Linked DNA regions of Homo sapiens: regions 2, 3 and 4 are each linked to region 1. A link is a contact called in ENCODE Hi-C or POLR2A ChIA-PET data. All regions are on one chromosome and are shown on one strand. The core of a region is the stretch at or near the end of the contact, and the rest is flanking DNA. Distances in the headings are between cores, read along the strand shown. Region 1 overlaps CDH3 (cadherin 3). Region 2 overlaps SMPD3 (sphingomyelin phosphodiesterase 3). Region 3 holds the start of TANGO6 (transport and golgi organization 6 homolog). Region 4 overlaps CDH1 (cadherin 1).

What was found. Hi-C counts contacts between places; a loop is a spot of excess contacts on that map. ChIA-PET counts read pairs that join two places held with the same protein, here RNA polymerase II (POLR2A). Pooled maps may share reads with other maps.
Region 2: a pooled map shows a loop between it and region 1 (3-fold over the local background). The contact joins two enhancer-like sites. A Hi-C loop is called at or near these places in 2 of 50 pooled maps. POLR2A ChIA-PET finds 5 or more read pairs at or near these places in 2 of 52 experiments (HepG2 and activated CD4-positive, alpha-beta T cell).
Region 3: a pooled map shows a loop between it and region 1 (5-fold over the local background). The contact joins the promoter of TANGO6 here to the enhancer-like site in region 1. A Hi-C loop is called at or near these places in 7 of 50 pooled maps. POLR2A ChIA-PET finds 5 or more read pairs at or near these places in 5 of 52 experiments (AG04450, Caco-2, H1 and 2 more).
Region 4: a pooled map shows a loop between it and region 1 (4-fold over the local background). The contact joins two enhancer-like sites. A Hi-C loop is called at or near these places in 1 of 37 single-sample maps with no recorded cell type and 5 of 50 pooled maps. POLR2A ChIA-PET finds 5 or more read pairs at or near these places in 6 of 52 experiments (AG04450, WTC11, activated CD8-positive, alpha-beta memory T cell and 2 more).

The regions. Positions count from the first base shown.
Region 1 is chr16:68,665,354-68,670,398 of GRCh38, forward strand. All of the region lies in intron 2 of CDH3 (cadherin 3), which reads left to right. Among named protein-coding and RNA genes, the nearest start is that of CDH3-AS1, 22 kb to the left of the region's middle. Within about 2 kb of position 2,863, at least 3 of the 41 ENCODE cell types and tissues checked have a DNase peak (open chromatin) inside an H3K27ac peak, as active enhancers do.
Region 2 is chr16:68,415,827-68,420,871 of GRCh38, forward strand. All of the region lies in intron 1 of SMPD3 (sphingomyelin phosphodiesterase 3), which reads right to left. Among named protein-coding and RNA genes, the nearest start is that of SMPD3, 30 kb to the right of the region's middle. Within about 2 kb of position 2,290, at least 18 of the 41 ENCODE cell types and tissues checked have a DNase peak (open chromatin) inside an H3K27ac peak, as active enhancers do.
Region 3 is chr16:68,841,107-68,846,151 of GRCh38, forward strand. TANGO6 (transport and golgi organization 6 homolog) reads left to right here and starts at 2,425. Exons shown (of 18, transcript NM_024562.2): 1 at 2,425-2,605. The coding sequence starts at 2,512. RefSeq lists an enhancer at 2,396-2,665.
Region 4 is chr16:68,796,641-68,801,685 of GRCh38, forward strand. CDH1 (cadherin 1) reads left to right here. Exons shown (of 16, transcript NM_004360.5): 3 at 5,030-5,045. Among named protein-coding and RNA genes, the nearest start is that of TANGO6, 44 kb to the right of the region's middle. Within about 2 kb of position 3,796, at least 6 of the 41 ENCODE cell types and tissues checked have a DNase peak (open chromatin) inside an H3K27ac peak, as active enhancers do.

The DNA of each region.
Region 1 (5,045 bases), core at 1,613-4,112:
ATCATGCCACTGCACTGCAGCCTGGGTGACAGCGTTAGCCTCTGTCTCAAAAAATAATAAATAAATAAATATAAAGCACAACACATCATATTTGACCCTAACAAGCACCTGGGGGTGTGTGTGTGTGTGTATTCCCATTTTAGAGACTGGAAATTAAGCAGCAATAAATGGCTTACATTTATTGAGTACTTACTGTTAAACAGTTTAGAGATTAAGTGATTGACGCAAGGCTGCAGAGCCAGTACACAGCACTTTTACCTACCAGACCCTTAATTGTTACCACAGCTGTCTCAGGTTGATCACTGGGATCTTTGTTCTGGCATGGTCCTTGAGGATGGTAGCCAGTGAGCCAGACAGCACACCTCATGCTGAGTCAGCCGCGTTCCAAACTCTCAGAGTGCCTAGTTTGGGTTTCACTCTGGGAGGGAAGACTCACCTCCTAAGGGTTATGAGGAACTTGATGAACACAGCAGAGCTTTCGTCAGCCAAAACTCCCCTGGAACTGCTTTCTCCACCCTCAACGACATGGGGTTGCCATATAATTTTTCTAGTCGGGGGAAAAACTCACATCAAATTCTGATTGAAAATCAAATACATGTTTACTGTGGAAAAACTGGAAGGCAAAATGGGGGCCTACCACCCATACGGGACCTTTGTCTTTTCAAAGGAATATTTGAAATCAATCATCCATTTCCCAATCTTTCCACCTGAGTCTTTGTTGAGGGTATCTGATCTGAGGCAGAGGGCCCGAGTCTGAATGATTTCACCACTCACTCTCCAGGCTTGCCTCCCCAGTATCCCAGCTTCCTCTTCTGCTTGGCTGGGTCAGAGAAGGGCTGCAAGCTGAGGCCCTCACACACCCCGTCAGCCCTATCTGTGAGAAGATCCAGGTCCAGGGGGCCTGTGTATAGATGGGTGCCATCCGCCAGGTGTAACTGCACTCCACCTGGGTTCTGTTGCCCTCCAAGAGCTGCTCTGCTTACAGCTCTGGGGAAAAAGGCCTGGACACCCAATAGGTGCACCCAGGGCTCTGGCAGGCCCTTGCAGAGCTGCCCCAAGCTTGCTAGGCAAGGGCAATGGGCCTCCCAGCATGCCCAGGGGTGGGTCCCAAGTGAATCCAGGAGCCCCAAGGCCTCTTGGGATCCCAGCATGTGCAGCCTCTTCCCCCCACCCCACTTTGCTGCCCTATGACCTCTCCCGTGGGTCTCCTCAAAACGGGTCTGGCTCACTGGCCACCATCTTGGTTTTCTTGTGCGTGGAAAATACTTGGTGACGGAGAGAGGCAGACCACAGCCTTGGCACCAGGGCTCAGCCCCTCTCTCTCTCTTCTTTTTGGTACAAGAATAAAACTATAAATATTTTATATAATAATTGTCAGCCTTATGCTATAAATGGCTTTATGACCTGCTTTTTTCCCCCCTCTGCAAAATACTTTTTCCTGGGTAGGTTTTCTTTTATAGTATTTAAGGCTGTAGATTAGGCATTTGGGTGACTGTGGCACAGCATAATTAACTGTTCTGTTGAGAGTTAGGTTGTTGAGACCTTTTTTTGCTTTTTTTCCCTATTAAGCAAGTCACGAACATCCTGGCAGGTATGGTTTTGTCACATCTGGGATGGTATCTTGGCACAATTCCTGGGTCAATGGGCTTGTTTAAGGCATTTTAATTTGCCAGAAAGGTTGTGCCAGTTAATATTCCCCCACCCCTAGCAATATATAGCAGCACCCGGTTCCCAACTGTGACACAGCACTTGCCCTTTTAATTTGTATTTCTTAGTTGGTGAACTTTTTTCTATATGTAGTTTTACTTAGGAAAAATGCCAGAATCTTTCTTCAAGTCACTTCCACCTACTTTTCCCCGGTGCCCTCTTATCCCAATCCCTTAACAGAAGGTAGTGATAGCTATAAGGACAAATTTGTTTGTTTTGTGAGCTAGGTATGTCCCTAAAGCAAGCTAGAATAGAAATTTCCTAGGCAATCTCTTCCCCCAACTCCCCAGGCTGCCTTTTGGCCACAATATGTTTAAGATGATGTTTTCCTTTTCCTCTAGTCAAAATACCCAGAGATCAGTAGGGAAATTGGTGGAGAGTGATCACTTGATGGACATTTTGTCTACGGAAAGATGGGTGGTTTTATTTTGCCAGAACATCCAGTAATGTTGGACATCAGGACCAGATAGCACCTCCAGGAAGAGACAAGCTCCTGACCTTCAAGGGTATTCCCTTGGGAGTATGGAGGTGTCTAGGCAAATTCCAACCTAAAAGCAGGCCTGGAACATAAGAGGAATGAGTTCTTAGCCCAGCATCCATCAATTCTTATAAGTCTATTTAAAAAGCTTTCTTTTCCCAATAGCTCTAGTACCCCAGGGACCAAACTCTTCTTGCCCAAGTTTTATTAGTGGCGCCAGTTCAGGACCCGAGGCCAGGCTTGGCAGGATGATCTTTAGAGAGGAGCTTTGAACATAGGCCAGAGACTCCTGGTTTCCATTGGATGTCTTCTATCGAGTGCAGATACATAGAGCTCTGGCTTTTTTGTTGTTAATTTCTCTTTTTATTTATTTTTACCTATAATGTGTCCTATGATATTAATTGTTAATTTCTCTAGAAGCAGCCTCAGGTTACTGATTCCCTTTTTCCCTTCCCCGACAGTATTTTAGGGAATGTACATTTAGGCTCAGTGCTAAAAGCTGTCCATTTATATTGGTAGAGCAGGCACCTCTTCATCAGGTTCATTGACCTTGTAATTCAGAATCCTTGTGGGAGAAACTGAGGCTAATGCGGTCAAATGACTGTCTGAAGCCCTGGATGGGTGTGGAAGAAAGAGCTATGTTTAGGCTTTCATTTTCCAGCCTTAAATTCTGAACTATTGCCCCATGTGCTCATCATCAAGTTGCCCCAGAAAGAGTTTGATGCAAGCCCATTCATGCCCCCGTGATTTGGCCAAGATGTGTGGCCTTGTGGAACCATGCTGCAGTTAGGAACAGGAGTCAGTTTACTTCGCTGACTATTAAAAGATGGGGTAAAGGAGGGATGAGTGATGATGAGACCTGGTTTCGTATCAGTTTCATTATGAAACTAGTGATACAAGCCAGTGGTGCCAGGAAGCATCTGGGAGGAAATTGTAATGATCTGCCCCAGGGCTTACCATTTACTATGTCTTGACTCATAGCTTGCAGAGAAGACTACTCATGTTCCTACATGTGCCTAGCAAGTTTCCCTAGAAAGGCCAGCTTTTTCATGAAATCTCCGTCTTCTGCTTCCTCTGGTAAACCACAGAGGACCCCTACAAAACAGCCCTCTCCAAATGCAGACTGAGCCAGTTCCCTATTGTGCCCTCTGGTCCCATGTGTCACCATCTTTGATCAGCTTCATCCGTTGAGTAAAGCATACAGCTGTAGCTAACTTCTTCCCACTTTGAGAGAGAATTTTTCGATGGTATACATAGAAAGAGGCCAGGATGTGGATGTCAGAAGCCTAGGTTAATTGTAAGTAGTCTAAGGTACCTTTTTATTGAGAGCTTACCTTACTTACTCTGGGCCAGGCACAGTATTCAGTGCTGTTTGAACACTATCCCATTTAATCTTCCTAATAACCTGATGAGGTAGGTATTGTTTCATTTTCCAGATGAGGAAACTGAGCTTCTATATAATCATACAATTTGCCCAATCATGTGATAGATAAGTGACATTATAGGGATTGGAATCCAAGTCTTCTGGACTCCAAATTTCGTATTCTTCATTATTTCCCTGCCTTCAGGATTTGAAACCTGATCTTGCTGCTTCCTGGGGCAGTTCAACCCCTGGCAGCCTCTTGTTTCCTGAGTTGTCAGATTGGGAGAAGTAATACCACATTGCAGGTTATTTTGTGAGGATTTGGGTAGGAAAACACTTAGCTGGGTATCCTGAGCAGAGTGGGTGTTTGAAGCTTATTCCTATCAGTCTGGACCATTGCCCCTTGGTTGTGCTCTGTACCCAACTCAAAGCAGTTTAGAGCTGATGGGGCCAGCTCCTCAGATGTATCTGGAATATGCACCCTGAGTGGGAGGCACATACACCTATAATACATGACCGTTGGCTTCCCCTTGATTATTGACACTGTCCCTTCTACAAATAGATGCACAGCCCAGATACTGTGCTACAAATATGTGGAACCATGTAACAGTGGAAATATGCCAGAAGACAGGGTAGTAGAGTGAGTTGTACACTCTAGTGGGAAGCAGATTTTGTAGACAGCGGGAAGAGGATTTCTAGCTCCTGGTGGGGTGGCGGGGGGGGTGGGCGGTAGCAGCTCTCAGAGTTTTGGGGATTAAGTCTTCTGAGTAGTAGGGGAGTCAATCCATTAGCCTCCTTCTGGGTTACCTGGTGGGAGAGGATTGGAGTCATTGAGTCTCTCCTTAAAGGAAATAATTGACAGAATTGTCTGGTTAGCCCTTTACTGGCTAAAGATCTTCCCTTAGGAAGAGGGCTGTTTTAGGATTGAGAAAAGTGGCCAGGCACAGTGGCTCATGCCTGTAATCCCAGCACCCTGGGAGGCCAAGGTGGGAGGGTCACTTGTGCCCAGGAGTTCTAGACCAGCCTGGGAAACAGCAAGACCCTGTATCTACCAAAAAAATAAAAGTGACCTTTAGTCACTCACTTTGGGAGGCCAAGGTGGGTGGATCACTTGAGTTTGAGACCAGCCTGACCAACATAGTGAAACCCTGTCTCTACTAAAAATACAAAAAATTAGCCGGGCCTGGTGGCGGGCGCCTGTAGTCCCAGCTACTCGGGAGGCTGAGGCAGGAGAATGACGTGAACCTAGAAGGCGGAGCTTGCAGTGAGCCGAGATTGCGCCACTGCACTCCAGCCTGGGCAACAGAGCAAGACTCTGTCTCAAAAAAAAAAAAAAAAAAAAAGAACATCATTAGTACTTAAGTAGTTCTTGAATGAATGCTGCATTGACGAACCTGGCTTTAGAACCTGACCACCCTGGGTTCTCATTCTAATTCCAAGCTGTTCGACCTTTGGCTAGTCATCTCACCGCCACCACCCCTCACCCCCAGCCCTAGT
Region 2 (5,045 bases), core at 1,040-3,539, 250 kb before region 1:
ACAAGAGACTTGTCCTAGACCCTTAGGTATTTAATGTGACATATTCTGCCTCACAAAGTAAAAGAGAAAGGGCAGTTTTTGGCTCCTTTACAAACAGCTTTGCCCCCAGATGTGTCCAACGGCCTGATTTAGTATTAAAGCTCTGAAATGATTGATTATCCATTAGGGTAGCTATTTAAAGAGTTCATCACATCAGATTCAAACCGACAACATCTGCGCTGCAAGGGCTGCTGGAAGAGCCAGGCAGAACCAAATGGAAACCTGGATGGAACTGTGGATTCTGCCTCCTGCAAGACTCTGAGACCAGACCTCTATGAAGGACAGTAACAGGTTGCTGCTGCCACTGTGCCCGTAATCAGGTGTGTGCCAGCGCTTCCTGCTGGGCCCAGGCCAGGGAGAACTCCTGTGAATGAAAACTGACATGGGTCATAGCTCAGAGCCCGACCCTTTCCCCTGCTCTAGGCCTCGCCCTCTTCCCTGGTCTCCCCATTGTTCCCTGTGAGCCCCTTCCCATCTCCCTCTCTCTGGGGCCTCCGACCCTGAGTTGTCCCAGGCTTCTACTTCCCGTCCCACTCTTCCCTCCACAAATCATTGCCACCGCCCAGCTGGGTTTCTCCCTAATCCCTCCTACCCTCCTGTCCAGAATGTTACCGGCAAACCTTACACAATCTAAGGCCGTTGTTGTCTTCTAACCCTAGCAGTTTCCCTCTTAACAGCAACATCAAACTTGTTCCCTTATTCTGCCTCGTCCTTGTATGCTCAGCAAACAGTTTACCTTGGCAGGTTCACCAGGAAGTAACAATACTGCTAAAGCCAGGTGCTTTGTGGCGCTTTTATTTCTGAAGCTGTGTGAATGTAGGTAGGTGTGCCTTAGGTGAGTGTTTAATAGTTTCCAGGCTGAAGTTGTTGTCACCCATGCAGCCACTGGGGCTTCAAGCCCTATCTGTCCGGTGGGTCAGAGCACAGGTGTGTCAGAGCATAGGCCATGCTATATTCCAGGGGCAACTTGGCTGGTCCTGAGGCCTGTCAGGTCTAGGTGGGAGGCCCGTGTCGCTGGAAGATGCCTCAGTCCCAGGAGAGCTCTGTGGCTGGAAAGCTGCTTCCTGATTGCCAGGGCACTCAGTCACAAAAGCTGTACCCAAGGGCTCTTTGGGGTGGCTGCCGTGGTTTCCACTTAGACCCTGTCTTCAGGGCTGGTGCACCCATCCCCTGGGTACTGGGGACATCTCACAGCTGTGTCCCTCCCTAGGCATTGCCCTCAGCTGAGGCAAACTGCCTCACTCAAAATTAAGCCCTTTCTGAATGATTGGCAGATGGGGAGGGGGTACCAAGGCCAGGTCCCTTGGCCCCCATCTGGGACAACTCTGAGGAGCTATCTCAGCTCCTGAGTTCCCTGTAGAACTGCTGAGGTCTCATTTGCACCCACAGTCTGGGTCTGTTTCTCCATCTGCCTGATCCTGCCTTCTTCACTTCCCTGAACTCATCAACAAATTCGCACACACTCAGGGAACCCAGGCTATGACAGCTATCCCGACTCAGCTAAGAGGGGCTGGGTTGATTGATAGCCTCTTACCCCACTCCAGAGCCACTCTGGCCCTGCTATGCTGGGGCTGCTGACAAAGCCCCCTCAATTGTTCTACTGTTACTCTTTTATTGCATTCAAGCCTCCCTAAGGAGCCACTTGAGAGACATTTGTTTATTTTTGAACTTGGACTTAGGAAATATTGTGCTTCTTTTGGCCTTTGGTCTGTGTTTGGATTGTGTTTATGATACAAACACAAACAACTGGGGAAGAGATTGGGCTTTCTTTGCTTTGGCTGCTAGGAAGCTTGGAGACCAGTCCTAGACCTACACGCTACTAGACAAAGATGCTGGTACCTTCAGAGTTCCCTTAACGTGCTTTCCTTGCTATTGTTCTTTGTGTCGTTTTGCTATATCACACAGCTCCGTCTGAGCTGCCTCAAACCCTGCGTGGAATGAAGTAGGGTATAAATGAGTAAACACATACATACAGCCATGGGGGTGTGGTGTCAGACAGACCTGTCTGCCGGTTACCAGCTCTGGGACATTTGCCAAGTTACAACTTCTCTAAGCCCTAGTTTATTCAGCCAAGGAGTGGGCCTGATGCCTGCATCACATAATTATTCTGAAGAAAAATACAACAAGCACATGCCTGGTACATATCAAGTGCTCAATAAATGGTACACATTCATAACAACTTTTTATAAAATCCTGTGCTCTCAAGAAAGTGCCCTATCATGTTGCCGGATCTGCCCCCACTCCCTTCCTGTTGTGTGCGGGCTGTCAGCCAAGGTGCATTTCTGGCTTGTTGGGTTTCACTTTCTCATGGGAGAAAGATGCCTACCCAGGCACCTGCAGCTCACAGCAGACGGTGTGCCGCAGCAGAAGGTCCCGTGTAGATGCCCACCGAGTTCATCCAGGCAGGTAGATACATGACTCAAATACCCACAAGAGAAATGAGCACCTACTTGGCTGGAGGAAAACTAAGACTCTTTATGTAAATGAAGCCTTCATAAAATGAAAAAAAAAAAAAGGTTGTAGATGAGAGATGGGTGATGAGTAATTTAACCAAGACGATGCAAATCTAGGCCTTTGAATACTTTAAATATAACCATCTGATATAAAAAGAATTGCACTAAATTTTTTAAAGTAGAGAGCTTTCCTAGGGTGAGAGACTCACTTTCCTGATAGGGACATATTCCCCAAAAGGCAAATGGGGAAGGCAAAGAACAACATCCATGTTGACATCACATCCCCCTGCAGGCAGCAGAGGAGGATTCAATGCATTTTATAGTCTACACTAGCACCCCATATACCACACGTTACCTTGCAAACCAGTTTGGATCCCATATGAGAACAGGGATGCCCATTTCAAAGGGGAGGTAGCTTGGGAAACTCTTTTGTTCATTTCTAAAGTAAGCCTGCCCCTGGCTCTGTCTCCTTGTAAATGTCAGGTGGGCCTGAACCATAGTCTTGAGCTTGTCTAAAGATGGGTCTGGACTTTCTTGTCCTTTTGGGTGATGAGAAGGCCAGAGCAGGGAACCTTCTGTATGCTGGGTCTAGAATGGGTCTGCTAGATGTATCCTCCTAGAGGGGAGAAAGGGATGGTGTGAGTGCAGGATGCTGAGGAAGGGGTCAAGGACAGGATGGAGAGAGTGTGGCATGAGGGCAAAGCTGGGTACAGGGCAGGCCCCAGTATGGTCTATTTGTAGAAATAGGCCTCAGGAGAGGTGAGAGGGATGAAGAAGTAGTGGCTAGGGGCCACAGCTAGTATCTGGCTGGGCTGTCTAGTCCTGGAGGGGTAAGGGATGCTGGACCATACCCTCTAAGGCTGGTTTAGGAGGGTCGGGGGGTCTTGGAGGAAGCTGCCCAGAGCAGCTATGGCCACCAATGAGACAGGAAGAAGTCAAGGTTGATGGCGCTTGAGCCAGGGTCCCACTGCAGGGACTGGCTGAAGTTCTGGAACATGCATTGAGCACATTAACAAGACTGAGGATTTTGTGTCAGGTCTCTGGAACCTTCCTTTGGGGGATCAGCCAGTGCGGGAGAAACAGGTGATGGCTGGGTGGCCAGGAATCTACTGCCCTATCACCCACAGGCAGCTCATTGTATATCACATGTGGGGACAATGTCCCCCTCAACGCCTAGCCAGAGGGATGGGGCAGGATGGGGATGCAGCATCCAACATCTGTTGACTGTCTTTCCTCAAATCCTGTTACACATTTCCTTGCATCTCCAGAGTTTTGGTAAGAGAAAAACCATGTACTTCACCTCTATCTTGACAACAATAACTTTCCTCCCTTCCTATGGAAGATAGAGAGAACCCTCCTCACCTCCAACATAGCACAGATGCCCCAGGGCCCAGCTTCCATGAACCCCATGTAATGATGATGATGAAGATGACAACCATAATGAAGCCTTACTCCTAAAATGAGTATAATGACACTAATGATAAAGGCAGCATCAGAGAGTGGGGGAGAGAACAGACTTTGAAGCCAGACTGCCTGAGTTCCAGCTCCACCTATCACTAATTGTGGGAACTTGGAGGTCACTTTGTTCTTGGGCTCCCTCATCTGTAAAGTGGGGATCAGAGTAGCTGATTATTGGAACATGTAGTATCCCGAATAGCTATTGCTTTTTTTTTTTTTTTTTTAAGAGATAGTGTCTTTCTTGTCACATGGCCTGGAGTGCAGTGGTGTGATCTTGGCTCACTGCAGCCTCAACCTCCTAGGCTCAAGCAATCCTCCCACCTGTCTCCCAAGTAGCTGAGACCACAGGCATGCACAGGTTTTGCCATGTTGGCCAGGCTGGTACCGAACTCCTGACCTCAGGTGATCCATCTGCCTCAGCCTCCCAAAGTGCTGGGATTATACGTGTGAGCCACCATGCCCGGCCATTATTCTTATTACTAATATCATTACTATAGGCACCTTTCATATCCATTTCATTTGAACTTCGCAATCCTATAAGGAAAAAGGTACAATTGTTATTGTCCCACTTTGCAGATGAGGAAATTGAGGTTCAGAGAAGTTGAGGGACTTGTCCAAAGACACTCAGCCTGGTACGGAGCCTATATGATCTTCCAGTTGGCTCCCTCTGGCTAGGCTAATAGCCTGGTTACCCAGGCTTAAAAGGGATGCTTCACCATTACCTGACAGTCCTCCCATTATCCCTGCCCAGCAGGGAGGGGCGTTTTATTGCCTCAACTTAATGCATGGGAGATAAGGGCCAGGTGAGTTAAGTGGCTCCTAGGCAGGCCTGCCTCCTCCAGCTAAGCTGCTTTTGAACCAGCTGATCAGGACTACTCTTCAAAATCGCAATTTAACTGCTGGGCTGCATCCATTGTTCTGTGTGTGGAGGCAGCTGCCCCATAGGCCACCTCACTTGGTGCTGTCACAGTGATTAATAAGGATATTCTGTGTTCACATGAGGCCTCTCAGTCAAGGCCTCAGAGCACTTTGTAAGCATTAATTAAGCTTCATGATGGTGACTCAGGTAGGTGGGGGCCCTGAACCCACTTCAAC
Region 3 (5,045 bases), core at 1,175-3,674, 180 kb after region 1:
GCCAGGATGGTCTCAATCTCTTGACCTTGTGATCTACCCGCCTCTGCCTCCCAAAGTGCTGGGATTACAGGTGTGAGCCACCGCGCCCGGCCCCCATCTGCAGTTCTAGACCCAGAGGGGCCAAATGGTAGCTGCTCTGTGGAAGGGATGGGGTGTGGGGTGTGGACAGAACCTGAATGTGCAGGGCTGTGGGTGCCCACACATCTAAGTGCCCAGCCTTCATGGTGCAGGATGGAGATGCTGGTGAGAAGAAAAATGGGTCAGACCAGAGGTCTCCATTGTGGAGCTCTGAGACAGTCTGAGAATTTTGAATTCAAACTTGATAGAATTTTCAAGGTAGGAGGATAGAAAATATTTTAGTTACCAGTCTCTTCGCTTGATTTCTAACACTGAAACATTTAGGCTGGCGGCGTGAGGGCCTCTACCTGTACTTTTGCACCAAACCCCTCAAGCCTTCCCCACACAGTGCTTTACCCCCGTCTCACTAAATGTTTAACATCTCAAAATACTCTTAAAATTTTTTATTTCCCAAATGAACCTGTGCCCATACACAATGGAGAAAACATTGTCTAATGACAAAACCTGGAAAGGAATACACAAAATAAAAAGAGCACAGTGGCAATTTTGTAGGTGATTTATTTCCCATTCAAAAATATTTTTAAGGCCAGAACCGGTGGCTCACGCCTGCAATTTCAGTATTTTGGAAGGTCGAAATGGGCAAATTGCTTGAGCCCAGGAGTTTGAGACCAGCCTGGGTGACATGGTGAAACGCCATCTCTACAAAAATTAGCCGGGTGTGGTGGCATGCATCTGTAGTCCCAGCTACTTGGGAGGCTGAGGCGGGAGGATCACTTGAGCAGGGGAGGCAGAAGTTGGAGTGAGCCAAGATCACACCACTGCACTTCAGCCCGGGTGACAGTGAGATTCTGTCTCACACACACACACAAGATTTTATTCGGAAGGCTGAGGCAGGAGGATCACTTGAGGCCAGGAGTTTGAGACAAGTCTGGGCAACATAGAGACTCCATCTCTAAAAAAAAATTTTTAGCGTTTTTCCCTCTCAGGCCCTGCATTCCAAAATGACAAAGAAAAGAAGAAACAAGAGTCATGCCAAAAAGGGTAATAGCTATGCGCAGCTTATTCTCGCCCAAGGACCGGACCATTAAGAAGTTTGTCCTTTGGGCCGGGCGCAGTGGCTCACGCCTGTAATCCCAGCACTTTGGGAGGCCCAGGTGGGCAGGTCACTTGAGGTGAGGAGCTCAAGACCAGCCTAGCCAAGAGGGCGAAACCTTGTCTCCACAAAAAATACAAAAATTAGCCGGGCATGCTGGGGCACTCCAGTAATCCCAGCTACTCGGGGGGCTGAGGCCAGATAATTGTTTCAGCCTGGGAGGCAGAGGTTGCAGTGAGCCGAGATCACGCCACTGAACTCCAGCCTAGGCGACAGAGCGAGACCCCATCTCAAAAAATAAAATAAAAATAAAGGTCCTGCCCTCAAAAACATTGTCCTGTGTCTGCGGCATGACTTTCAGACAACATGGTTTTTCAACGTCCCACCAGGATTTATGTAGGTGAAAACCTGTTTCCGATAATCTGAATCTCAAATCCATTCTGTTTTACATATAAAAACAGTTTGGCGGAGGGCATGGTTTTGATAGACCCTGAATTTTCGAGGAATGCATCAACCATGAAAACAGAACACAGATCGAACTTTTACTGGGAACTTTACTAAGTTCACTGAAAAAAAAAATCATATTACCCATAACAACATTTGTAGCTTTACATTCACGATGGATATATATGCGTGTGTACGTCTGTACTTAGGTTTTGTTTGTTTGTTTGTTTTGAGATGGAGTCTCGCTCTGTCGCCCAGGCTGGAGTGCAGTGGTGTGATCTCGGCTCACTGCAACCTCGACCTCCCAGCTTCGAGCGATTCTCCTGCCTCAGCCTCCCGGGTAGCTGGGACTACAGGCGCCCGCCACCACGCCTGGCTAATTTTTGTATGTTTAGTAGAGACGGGGTTTCACCATATCGGACAGGTTGGTCTCAAACTCCTGACCTTGTGATCTGCCCGCCTCGGCCTCCCAGAGTGCTGCGATTACAGGTGTGAGCCACCGCGCCCAGCCTGAATATTGTTTTTCTTATCCATACTTCACTGTAAGCAGATGGAAGCATCTGTCTGCTTCATTATGTCTGCCAGTGTTGAGTACCTGAGTATTTTCATATTGAAATATAGCTTTAATGATACATTACTTCTCTCTTCCTTCTTTACATAGCGGTTAATCATATTGAGCTTCTGAAATTGTGCGCGTGGGCAGATTAGCCATTTTTGGGTTCCCTCTTACCCCCCGGACTAAGCCGGGACGGAAAAAAAATGTGAAGGGGGCGTTCCCGATCGATTTGGCCCCGCCCCATAGTGTGCCCAGAGCCTTCTGCCACACTTAACATGGCGGCGGCGGCGCCCTGCCGAGGCGCCTGAGCGGGTCGCGAGCGTGGTGTTACACTCCAGTCATGGCGGCCCGACAGGCCGTGGGCAGCGGGGCTCAGGAGACATGCGGTCTGGATCGGATTTTGGAGGCATTGAAGCTGCTGCTGAGCCCGGGAGGTGAGAGGACGCATCTCCGCGCCGGGCTGGACCCGGGACTCTCAGGGCCGCCCGGCTTCCGGGGCTGCCCTGCCTTCCGCAGCGTGCGCCCCTTAGGCCCGCCTCGGGACCCTCCGCCCGCTGCTGGGGGCTTTGAGCATTGTCTATGCCCGTCCTCATTACGTTCTTGAGGAAACTGAGGCTCAAGGAGGGCGCGGGATCCGTTGACTGCTGATATTAGCCAACATCTCTTGAGCATTTGCCTTGTGCTGGGCTCTGTCAGGCGGGGCCGTTATTTCATTCAGTGCTTACTGCAGCGCTCTTGGGAGGGGGATATGGACCCAGCTCCAGAGAGGGTAGGGCGCCCGCGACGTAGAAATGTGAGGTCCTAGCCGCGTGAGGGCGCAGGGGCCAGCATGGACCCTTGAGATTTGTACGAAATGCCAAGAAGTCCAGACATCGGAAGCAGTGACGTTTGAAATGGGTTTGGGGAGAGTATTTAGGGGTTACCAGGCGCTTTTAATCTTTGTGGTGCGTGGACAGTTTCTTCCCAGTCTAAAATCTGAAGGGATATTGGGAGTGGTTGAAGCTGCTACTCCTTTTGCGACTGAGGACACCCAAGGCTCACTGAAGAAATTAAGTAACCTGTCCAAGATCACGTGGTCAAATTAGGGGCAGAACACGGACCTAGGCCCGAGATCTACTGAACCCCCTTCTCAGAATCAGACAAATTGTTCAGTATAGGGGCTCTGATGTTATCTGGAGCTTTTGGAAAGGACGTGGAAGATAGAGCTCTGCTTATCACTGGGGTGTATATTTGGGGGAAGGGATGGGAAGGGATCTGTAGAATTAGCAAGGGCACATGAAAGGCCAAAGGGGATCACCTCCCAGTCTCAGATTTTATACTTAAAACTGCAAAAACTTCTGCAAACATTACACCACACCAGCGGGAAGTGAACACAAGTTACTAATATTAGTAAATGAGTGCCTACTAAGTATCAGTCCCCATAGTAGGCTGTTGACATACACATCATTTAATCCTCATTACGATCCCCTGGGATCGGTACTACTTGTATTCAATTTTTACGGATGAAGGACCAAGGTTCAGGTACATTGGAAATTGCCCAATGTCAGACTAGTAAGTGGCAGAATTTGAATTTAGGTTATTTCCACTAAAAGTATGGTAAATATGCTACATTGTCTCAATTAAGAGTCAGACTGCAAAATAGAATTTTAAGTTGCTAATCGAGAGGTCACTTGTCTTCTAACGGCAACTCTTTTTTTTTTTTTTTTTTGAGATGAGGTCTCACTCTGTTGCCCAGGCTGGAGTGCAGTGGCACAATCTCGGCTCACTGCAACCTCTGCCTCCCAGGTTCAAGCGATTCTCCTGCTTCAGCCTCCCGAGTAGCTGGGATTACAGGTGCACACCACCATGCCCAGCTAATTTTTGTCTTTTTAGTAGAGACGGAGTTTTGCCATGTTGGCCAGGCTGGTCTCGAACTCCTGACCTCAAGTGATCTGCCTGCCTTGGCCTCCCAAAGTGCTGGGATTACAGGCCTGAGCCACTACACCTGGCCTGCAACTCTCTATTGTATGACTGAGAACACGTTTAAATAAGCAAAAATCCTGAAAGTAATCATCTGTTATGAAACATGTATATTATGCTTCATTTATAGAAGACTCTCTAATCTCTATGAGTATGTGGTGGAGTACACATATATGTACTCATTTAATTTACAGAAATTCAAGCATTCCTATTTGAAGAGGAATTAGTTCGTGAAATTATATTATTTTGTACATGTAGTCTTATATATTATATGAATCTGTCTACTATTTTATCATATTAGCTGCTTAGGGAATTTAAAAATATCTGTAGTGGCTGGGCGAGGTGGGCCATACCTGTAATCCCAGCACTTTGGGAGGCTGAGGCAGGATCCCAGGAGTTTGAGACCAGACTGGGCAACATAGTGATACTCTGTGTCTACAAAAAACTAAAAAATTGGCCAGGCATGGTACTACACACCTGTGGTCCCAGCTACTGGGGAGGCTGAGATGGGAGGATTGCTTGAGCCTGAGAGGTCCAAGTCTAGGCTGTGGTGAACCATGATTACACTAGTGTGCTCCGGCCTTGGGTGACAGAGTAAGACCCTATTTTGTTTTTTGTTTTTTGTTTTTTTTTTGAGACAGAGTTTCACTCCATCACCCAGGCTGGAGTGCAGTGGCATGATCTTGACACACCGGAACCCCCACCTCCCGGGTTCGAGCAATTCTCATGCCTCAGCCTCCCTTGTAGCTGGGACTATAGGCACCCACCACCATGCCTGGCTAATTTTTGTACTTTTATTATTTTTTGAGATGGAATTTCGCTCTTGTTGCCCAGGCTGGAGTGCAGTGGCGCAATCTCAGCTCACTGCAACCTCCACCTCCCAGGTTCAAGTGATTCTTCTACCTCAGCCTCCCG
Region 4 (5,045 bases), core at 2,546-5,045, 130 kb after region 1:
TCTTGAAAGCTACTTTTGCCCAGTAGGCTAGAAAGTGGGGCACCGTAGGTTTAATAGCAGCATGCAGGGATGACAGAGTATTAAAAACACTTTTTAAAAGTCATTCTTACTAGTTTTTGTCATGAAAAAAAAAAGAATTCATTCTAATTGTAACAGGCCAAGTAATACAAGGATATATAAGGAAAATATGTTGTTGTTGTTTTCAAACTGCCTCCTGGCCAGGCACAATACTTGTATCTGTAATCCCAGCACTTTGGGAGGCTGAGGTTGGTGGATCGCTTGAGGCCAGGAGTTCAAGACCAGCCTGGGCAACGTGGCAAAACCCCATCTAGTCCTGTAAACATAAAATTACATTTTTTGCTGAAATACAAAAAATACAAAAATTAGCTGGGTGTGGCAGCACATGCTTAAAATAGAGCATGGCACATTAATATTCTACACATGTTTAAAATACTAATAAAATAGGCCAAGCATGATGGCTCATGCCTGTAATCCCAGAACTTTGGGAGGCTGAGGCAGGTGGATCACCTGAGGTCAGAAGTTCATGACCAGGCTTGGCATCATAGCGAGACCCTGTCCCTACAAACAATAATTAAAAATTTGCTGCGGTGGAGTACACCTGTAGTCTCAGCTACTCTGGAGGATGAGGTGGGAGGATGGTTTGAGCCCAGGAAGCTGAGGCTGCGGTGAGCTAGCGTTTGTGCCACTGCACTTTAGCCTGGGTGACAGAGTAAAACCCTTTCTCAAAAAATTAAAATGAGGCTGGGCTCAGTCATTCACTTCTGTAATCCCAGCACTTTGGGAGGCCAAAGCGGGAAGATGGCTTGAGCCCAGGAGTTTGTGAGCAGCCTGGGCAACGTAGTCAGACCCCATCTCTACAATAAATAAAATTAGCCAGGCATGGTGGCATGTACCTGTAGCCCCAGCTACTCAGGAGGCTGAAGCAGGAGGATTGCTTGAGCCCCGAAAGCCAAGGCTGCAGTGAGCAGTGTTTGCACCACTGCATTCCACCCTAGGTGACAGAGACCTGTCTCAAAAAGCACACAAATAAAATTAAATAAAATCTGAATAAAATAGTTCATAAAAGCTAATTGAAGCTTAGTTGAGGCTGCAGTTTTTGATGATGGTGATGATATTGTAATGAAAAGACTTTCCCAGCTGGGCACAGTGGCTCACACCTATAATCCCAGCAGTTTGGGAGGCAGAGGCGGGCAGATCACTTGAGGTCAGGAGTTCGAGACCAGCCTGGCCAACATGGTGAAACCTTGTCTCTACTAAAAATACAAAAATTAGCTGGGCGTGGTGGTGTGCACCTGTAATCCCCGCTACTCGGGAGGCTGAAGCAGGAGAATTGCTTGAATCTGGGAGGCAGAGGTTGCAGTGAGCCCAGATTGCACCATTGCACTCCAGCCTGGGTGACAGAGTGACACTCTGTCTCAAAAAAAAAAAAGACTTTCCCACATGGAGATGGCCAGTAGTGGGGAGTGGGGTCTTAGCTTCTTTTGTTGGGATTTGGTTTTTACACCAAGTCACCAAATAAGTTTATGAAAGGTGGGCATACTGGGTTAAAGAACACTTAGACCCTTGTTAGCTTTATTTTTGTTAGCTTTTTTTATGGGCATGTTGAAATATACCCAGTCCCCGTATTCTGATCCTCCAGTTTCAACATTTTGCCATTCTTCTTTCCTCCCACTTGCTGGGCTCAGAGACAACCCAGCCCTTGCCAGCGTGACAGTGAGCTTCCCAGAGCCTTTCTGGAGCTGAAGAACCTTTCAATCTTTCCTACAATTTCCTATAATCAGCCCAGGGGATCAGGTTGCATGGGGAGATAATGAGTCTTATGAGCACCTGGAATTCAGGTTGGGGCTCCTCGTCATACTGTCACTTCTCAAAGGGTAGGGCTTAACCACCATTAAGATGAGGTGCCCCAAAGCAGGTTAAGTGCCTTGGATCAAGTTATTTGCAAAACCATTTTCATTTTTTCAGGCCGCCACCCTTGGCAAGTCCAATCATGCTTGTCTCAACTTTCACTGTCTAAATTTGGGAAGGCTGGAGAAAGGAATTCAGTGCAGCCTTCATTCCCTGTTTACATGACAAGCCCCTAAAGATGACCTAGTTGCCCCATTACTTCTGCTGGGGGTGGGGGAGGACTCTTTGAAGAGCATCTGGTTTTGCTAGTTTGAAAAGAAATTCCTATTTTAGACTTAAAAGGATGGTATCTGCCCATCCTTTAAGGACTTGGCATTTCTTCTTGATTCTTTCATCATCTTATGGCTCAGCTGTTCAGTTAACAAACACTTGTCTACCCAAATACACAGGAATAATAGTCATCTCTTCTACTTTCATTGCTTTTTAACTTAGAAAATGTCATCCCATTCACTGTCTTGGTCTTCACAAAACCCTAAAGAGGTAGACTCAAACAGTGGTGATAACCTTTATGTTATAGTAGAGAAGGCCAAGGCCCATAGAGGTTTAGCAATTTGCTAAGGCCACCCAGCAAGAACATGGCAGAATCTGGTTTTATAATCCAGTCGCAGACCCTGGGTCCAGCCCTTTTTCCTTGTCTCTGTCTTCCCATCATTTATTACGGCTCCCCCTGCTCACCCCATCCTTTCCTTCAAGTTGCGGAAGTGAGTTGTAGACCCAGTCTAAGGGCTGAGAAGGTAGGGGTTGGGGCATGGTGGTGATTTTTTATTTTTATTTTTTAAACAAACTGGGAGGGAGGGTCAGGTGGGCGACTCTTTGAATGACACAGCTCCCTTCGTATGAACGAGCTCTTCCTGGTTTCGTTGCTCAGTTTATTTGCCAGGTAGCAGACTCCTAGCTATTGCATGGGGTAGCCTCTGATCTCAGTCTTAGAGATCAAGACTGGAGCTGGAGAACCTTTCAATCTTTCCTATAATTTCCTATAATCAGCCCAGGGGATCAGGTTGCATGAGGAGATAATGAGTCTTATGAGCACCTGGAATTCAGGTTGGGGCTCCCTCTCATACTGTCACTTCTCAAAGGGTAGGGCTTTGAATAGATAGATTATAGGTATAATCTATCTATAAACTAATATAATCTTCCTTTTAAAAATAACCAAGGTTGGGGCCGGGTGTGGTGGCTCATTCATGTAATCCCAGCACTTTGGGAGGCGAGGTGGATGGATCACCTGAGGTCAGGAGTTTGAGACCAGCCTGGACAACATGGTGAAACCCTGTCTCTACTAAAATTACATAAATTATTCAGGTGTGATGGCACATGCCTGTAATCCCAGCTACTCGGGAGGCTGAGGCAGAATTGCTTGAACCCAGGAGGCGGAGGTTTCAGTGAGCCGAGATCGTGCCACTGCACTCCAGCCTCGGCAACAGAGCGAGACTGTCTCAAAAAAAATTAATAGTAATAATAATTAAAAAAAAAAAAAAAACCAAGGTTGGCTGGGCACACTGGCTTATGCCTGTCATCCTAGCACTTTGGAAGGCCGAGGCAGGAAGACTGGTTGAGTCCAGGAGTTCAAGACCAGCCTGGGCAACATAACAAGATCCCATCTCTATGAAAATATTATTTAAAAAAAAAAAAACCAAGGCCTTAATAGGGTCTCTCCAGAGAGAGGAAGAGCCAACCATGAGACTAACCCATGTTAAAGGGCTGTCTCAGCTCTGCCATTTAATAGTTACAGGATGTCAGGTAAATTTCTTAACCTCTGTGAGCCTCAGTTTCATCTTCAAAATGGAGAAAATCTGTTACTTCCCCTCTCACCCCCAAACGTGGTCTTATTTTTCTCTGGCAAGGGCAGGGCTATTGGCTTCAGAAATGTTTGCAAGGGTGGCCCCTGATGGAAGAAATGAAAACTGCTGCCTAGGCGTCAGGGATGGCTTCAAGGGCTTTCTGGCAGAAACCTGATCCTCCTGTCTAGCCTTGTAAGATAGGACGGCAGGAATTTTTATAAAAGAGAACTTGGATGAAATAGAAATTCCATCGGACAATTATTTGAAAGGGAGGAAAACAGGCCAAGCTGAGAGTTTCCTAGAATGAATGGTCTTATCGACTGCTCCCCTCTGCCTGGAAGCTTCTTTGAGCCAGGCTTCTGCAAGGCTGGCTCCTTCAGGTCCCAGCTCAGATGGGCCTACCTCAGAAAGGCCTGCCCTCACCATGCAATAGATGTTACATCTTCAGCAAACTCCCTTCTCCTCTGCCACTCTTATATCACCCTCTTTTATTTTAATTTCTTTTTACCTATTACCACTGCCTGAAATTTTAAGTTTCTGTCTTTGTCCATCTCTTCCTCAGTAGTGTAAACTCAATGAGAGCAGAAACCTTAAGTATCTTCGTCACGATTTTGTCCTCACAGTCCAACACAGTGTCTGGCATATAGCTTGATGGTTACCTATTTGAATGAGTCCTTTGAGATTCTAATGTATAGTGTAGATGCTTCAACCACAGCTTCTCCAGTTTTAGAGTATTAATACTTTTTAAAGTTTTAGTTACTTTTATTTATTTATTTTTTGAGATGGAGTCTCGCTCTGTTGCCCAGGCTGGAGTGCAGTGGCGCAATCTCAGCTCACTGCAACCTCCACCTTACAGGTTCAAGAGATTCTCCTGCCTCAGCCTCCCAAGTGGCTGCAATTACAGGCGCCTGCCACTAAACCTGGCTAATTTTTTTTTGTATTTTTAGTAGAGACAGGGTTTCATCATGTTGGCCAGGCTGGTCTCAAGCTCCTGACCTCAAGTGATCTGCCCACCTTGGCCTCCCAAAATGCTGGGGTTACAGGCATGAGACACTGTGCCCAGTCGAGAAGTTACTTTCTAGACAAGATAATATTTTCAATTGACAAGAAGATGAGAAAGAAATCAGAGCACAAGGAAGTCATCCTGTAGTTGTGAAGAACATTATGGTGATAGCTTTGTTGTTCTGTCACCAGATTATGGTTTGTTTTGGTTGTGTTTGGTTTTGTGGGAGTCTTCCCACAAGTTCGCTCTTTGGAGAAGGAATGCTCTTGTCTTTAATCTGTCCAATTTCCTAATCTCTGTGATTTCTGCCCTGCAGTGAATTTTGAAGATTG